2 separate regions of the Mus musculus genome follow, and region 1 is linked to region 2. The links are chromatin contacts, found by Hi-C or POLR2A ChIA-PET in ENCODE. All regions are on one chromosome and are shown on one strand. Each heading gives the region's core, a stretch centred on a gene start or an enhancer-like site at or near the end of the contact. The rest is flanking DNA. Distances are from core to core; before and after follow the strand shown.

Evidence for each region. Hi-C counts contacts between places; a loop is a spot of excess contacts on that map. ChIA-PET counts read pairs that join two places held with the same protein, here RNA polymerase II (POLR2A).
Region 1: a loop to region 2 is called in a map of heart, with 2.1 times the contacts of the local background. The contact joins the promoter of Preb here to the promoter of Khk in region 2. A Hi-C loop is called at or near these places in 5 of 37 maps with a recorded cell type or tissue (T-helper 17 cell and heart). POLR2A ChIA-PET finds 5 or more read pairs at or near these places in 4 of 5 experiments (Patski and embryonic stem cell).

The regions. Positions count from the first base shown.
Region 1 is chr5:30,959,027-30,961,726 of GRCm38, forward strand. It overlaps Preb (prolactin regulatory element binding), which reads right to left and starts at 1,301. Exons shown (of 9, transcript NM_016703.3): 1 at 945-1,301; 2 at 197-386. The coding sequence starts at 1,079.
Region 2 is chr5:30,920,121-30,922,820 of GRCm38, forward strand. Khk (ketohexokinase) reads left to right here and starts at 1,439. Exons shown (of 9, transcript NM_001310524.1): 1 at 1,439-1,887. The coding sequence starts at 1,796. Emilin1 (elastin microfibril interfacer 1) reads left to right here. Exons shown (of 8, transcript NM_133918.2): 7 at 1-97; 8 at 495-1,155. The coding sequence ends at 832.

The DNA of each region.
Region 1 (2,700 bases), core at 51-2,550, 39 kb after region 2:
TATCCTCTTGCCTCCACTCCTAAGCTCTGAGACTACAGCTGTGCACCACCTCCCTCAGATGGACCTGAGCATCTGTATTAACTAACACCAGTCCTCTAGTGACCCAAGTACAGACTTCAATGTGACCACTGCCCCACACCTAATCTCTCGTTTTTGGAGACCAAGAATTAGAGCGACTTTTTCCAAAGCTCTTCACCTGACTTCTCCGCTTTACTGCCCTTCTGTTGATGGACCTGGAAACGAAGAAGCTGACACTGGGCATCCTGTCCGGCAGCAAGAATGTCACCAGCAAGCGCCAAATTCATGGTGGCCCGTGTCTCCGTGTCATGAGAGTGCAGCAAGGAAGCGCTCAGGCACCCGTTGATCAGCTCTAGCTGCAGAAAATGCTGTGAGGGAACCAAAGTGGGCAAAGGTCAGGCCAGCCCGGAAGTCACATTAAATCCTAGTCTCTCTCAGTTGTACTTTTGCTTCCCGCACCTCCAGCTCTTATTTTTTGTTTTTTTTTGTTTTTTTGTTTCTTTGGTTGTTGTTGCTGTTGCTTAGAGCTGTATTCTCTTACTGGAGCTTCTTAATTCATACAGCAAGCAGGGTTTAGATTACTAGGTCCAGTTTACAGAAAGAAAAGAATTCCGTCTCCAGCTGCTTGAAGATGGACAAGACAATGTGCCTTCCTGGAAAAGGCCAGCGTATGAGCCCTGGACCAGCTCTCGTAATCCGGCGTGGACAGTCCTGGATTCGCAGACCTGCACAGCTTTCAGTCTAATTTTGGCTGTCTCAACCACTCTGCTCAGGTGAAACCAGCACCCGAACGGCAATCCTGGGTGCTCCCGCTAGAAATGGGTAGGGACTAAATCAGGGGTACTGCTCACCTCTGCATCCCCCGGCCACCCTGGAATCTCCCTGGGCCACGGTATAACCTGTTCTCAGTGGCCCTGCGTTCTCACCACGCCATTCTTTATGCCGGTCTTGGCAGCTCCTCCTCCGCCCGCAGCGATGAGCAGCCCAGTCTTGGGGTCTATCCGAAGCGCGTACAACGGGAACGGGGCCCGGTACAGCTCCACACCCCGGCGCCGACCCATCCCGCCCGCACGTTCACCGCCAACCCCGCGGAACCCACGACATGCCGCGCCTCGCCTCCGAAAGCTCAGGAACTTGGCGCTAGAGTTTTCCGGAAGACTGCCGACCCCTCTCAGCACTGGACTTGCCACCACTCAAACCACCGCAAGCAGCCGATCTGCGCCCGCGCGGCCGACTGGGTCTTGCAGGCGTTCAGTGCGCACGCGCCGAGCTCCTGGGCTCTCTCTGCGCAAGCGCAAGACGCCAATCCGCGTCAGCACTAGCGGGACGCGCTGTCACGGAACCCTGGCGTCGGATCCGGGTCCTAGCCCCGAATGACGATGAAGCTGCCATCTTTGTGTGGGGCGTGGGAGGTGGGGCTAGAAGAGATTACTGAAGATCAGTAAATCGAATTAAAAAGTTCTCGGACTGGGACAGTCCCCACTTCAGGAGAGATACACAGCAGACTCGTACAAGCCGGGCCTTTGTGTGTTACTCCAGGGAGGAAATGGGTTCTCCCGGGTTGTGTGGAGGACAGACACTCCAAAACAGATTCACTGCTTCCTAATATCCTAATATGAAGAAATCAGTCCCCACTTTGAGAGCATCCTCCGCGGTTGATTGGACTCTTTCTTATGGCTTGACATCCACTTCTGGAACATCGAACTCATGGGACTGGCAAGACTTGAGACTAGGCACAAAAACCCACAAAATCCCAGATAAACCGGGCTATTTGGTTACCCTACTATTTAAGTGTTTTTGGAACATGTTCACATTATAGAGATGTAAGGACCATTATTTGAATATGGTTTATATTTTAGTATTTGATGTCTTTTGCGATTCATAATGAGCCCCAGTCAACCATACATGAATTTATACTACCATGGTGTCTTTTGGACCCATATGCAGCTGAACAAACCACGTGATTAGAAGAAGCCAATTTTAGGCCCATTTACTAGCCTTCAGGGAGGAGAGAGGAACTTGACACTGAATTCAGTCACCAGTGGCCAGTATGTGCCCATATGATGAAATATTTGTTTTTAAAACAACCCTAGACAATAGGGATCAATGAGCTCCTGGGTTGGTGGTCTCATGTAGGTGCTGGATGGATGGATGGTGTGCCCAGAGAGGGCAAGGAAGTACTGCATTCTTCACCCTTTATCCTCCATGTACCTTGCCCTACACATCTCTTCCCTTCTGCTAATTCTGAGTTCTATTCTTTATGCTAGAAGAGAAATCCTAAGGAAGATGGAAGTGAGCTCTGTGTGCTGTTCTGACAACTTACCAGACTGACAGAGGAAGTCACAGGGACTTCTGCTTCCCAGCCTGTTATTTAGAAGTACAGATAGATGGTCAGGACTCAAAGCTGGAGACACTGGAAACGATCCTTTAGGATCAGTCCCTTTGATTTATGGGATCTATCCAGTGTGAACACCTGTGGGTGGGTGGTGTTAGAAATTTCGTTCCATTGTTGGACAGATACCTAGTTGGTGTCTTAGAATTGGAGATGTGTCTGAAAACACTCCATATTTGGTTTCAGAGATGTCCTAAGAAGCAGAACTTCTCACTGTGTGAATGAAAAATGACTAGGCAAACTCCAGTTCACACTGGCCGCTTCTCTTATTTTATGTCAGTTCCTGTTTG
Region 2 (2,700 bases), core at 189-2,688:
TTTTCAGCTGCCCTGAGTTTGCCACGGTCAGAACCTGGCACAGTCCCCTTCGACAGAGTCTTGCTCAATGATGGAGGCTACTATGACCCAGAGACAGGTAACTAAAAGGCCGACGGGTGGCCTAGTGAGGTAACGGGTGAAGCTGAGCAGTACTAATGCCTCCTTCACACCTCTGCAGACAAGTACAGCTTTTCACTTGTAATTACAAAGACCTCTATTCTTTCCATGCACTCACACCACAGTTAGGCAAAGAGAGAGTGGGGGAGGGGAGGAGACATCCACACCACACGGATCTTTACTGGGACAGACTCCAGCACACACTCTGCAGCAACTGCTGGAGATGCAGCAGGGGATTCCTACAGTGTACAGTTAGTGGAATAGCAGGGAAAGGACGGGTGGGCCACTCCACAGCCAGGAGTGCTGTACCCACTCTCCGAGAGACCTTCCTTGTCCCAGCCAGCGTCTCCCCTCCTGACTGTCATCCTTGTCTCCAGGTGTATTCACTGCACCACTGGCTGGACGCTATTTGCTGAGCGCTGTACTTACTGGGCACCGGCATGAGAAAGTGGAAGCAGTATTGTCACGCTCCAACCTGGGCGTGGCCCGCATAGACTCGGGAGGCTATGAACCCGAGGGACTGGAGAATAAGCCTGTGGCCGAAAGTCAGCCCAGCCCAGGCGCTCTGGGCGTCTTCAGCCTCATTCTGCCACTGCAGGTCGGAGACACTGTCTGCATCGACCTGGTCATGGGGCAGCTGGCACACTCCGAGGAGCCGCTCACCATCTTCAGCGGAGCCCTGCTCTACGAGGACACAGAGCTTGAACAGGTGTAGACAGGGTGGACCCGACCACCAAACTTATCTACAGGGGCCGCAGAGCCACCTGGATGGTGGCTACCCACCAAGGCAAGGGCAAGTCTGGCGACCACGTCCCGCTGCGGTTCAGGCATCCAAATCGGTCACTCCGTACGTTGTGACTGCGTGGTCTATGGGACCGAGGCATCTCCTCTTGACCTTTGGCCTCATTGCCGTCCCCACCAGAGCCCTCTCCGGGACCCAAGCTGCGGAAGAGGAACCTACCCTCCAGGGCTCTCCCCAGTCCACACCACCGTACTAAACTATTCAGGAATAAAGACACTTTTTTTTTTTCTACAAAACATAGCTATTCTGCTCTAGTACATGTTTGGGGGTAGTTAAGGGACAGGACAGGAGGAAACAGAGTTCTACGGAGGGAACCTAGGCTGGTGATCTTTGGGTGTGCTCCCTACTAAGGGCACCTGCGGACTCAGGGTCACGGCCACCGGTCCCCACAGCGGCCGCTAGGGGGCGCTAGGCCAGAACCACTGCGAAGGCTGGCAGCGTTCCCCGTCACGTGACACCGTTAATCTGGCGCGGGGGGGGGGGGCGGGGCCTCGGCCGGGTGGGCCACCTTGGCGGGGCGAGGGAGAGAACGCTTGCTTCTGTGCTCCGCCTGCGAAGGCGAAGTTTCTGTTGCCAGACTGTGCTAGTCCGGGTGGTCCAGGGTCTGCAGCAGGCGCAGAGGGATCGGAAAGGCGATGCATTACTAGTGCGCTTTCGCTTTGACAGCTGAGGCGGAAAAGTGAGAGGGCCTGCCATTGGCCGGGCTAGGTAACCCACCCTTGCAAAGCAGAAAGCTCCCTGCGGGAGGAGTTCTGCACGCAGAGGAGGAGCCAAGGTAGCCAGTGAGAAGTTGGGACACGGTCCTCCAGTAGATAAGAGGCAGAGCCCAGCAGGAACCCCCTCTGCTTGCGGGTAGGAAGCTTGGGGAGCAGCCTCATGGAAGAGAAGCAGATCCTGTGCGTGGGGCTGGTGGTGCTGGACATCATCAATGTGGTGGACAAATACCCAGAGGAAGACACGGATCGCAGGTAGGGGCGCCCAAGCCCCTCGGAGATCCCAGGGCCGCTGTGGTCCTGTCTTTTTGCGTGTCACTGCTAATCGGCTGCTAAACCAGGGATAGCCCTCTGTCTCCATGTGGTGAGGCCTGAGTTCAGCTTGGCGTTCTCTGTCCCGGGTCCCTAAGGGGTACTCTGTGAGAATGAAGACATGAGACTGGAGACCTTTAAAACCAAGACCCAGGGGGTGTGTTGTTTTGTTTTCGGAGTCTTGCTTTGTAGCCCAAGCTGGCCTAAACTCCTTTAGCCTCCAGAATTAACAAGAGTGCAAACGTATGCCTGAATCAAAACCCAGGCTTTCACTAGTGTGTTGTTGGCTGTTTACCATTTCAATCTGCCGATCATCAAAATCCTCAGTTTACAGAGAGGGCTGTAATGATTTTTTTCCCTCCTGAGCCCTCACACACCTGATAAGGTGCCAGACAAATTTTCCTCACCCCAAACCCCCAGGTCTCCCAACTCCTAGCCTATGCACTTCTAATTTACCGCTTACAGCTAAAATAAAACACCAGGTCGCTAGCAGTGAGTGGTATGTGATGTTAAACTACTCACATTTAAAAGCCTGGCCCTGGCGTTTGAGCCTTGCCTAGCTCAAGGACTGGCCGGCAGTGTAAGCAAAGCTGGAGGCTCTCTGGGTCAGACAGGGAGAAACTTGGCTCCTGAGCCACAGCAGGCTTTCTCCTGGAGCTAAGTGCCAAGAGGGGTCTTTACAAAGGTGGGTAAACATCTTAGTGGATGTTCTCAGAACATTCTCAATTGTCTGGTAGAAGTTAAAGTGTCCTTTGA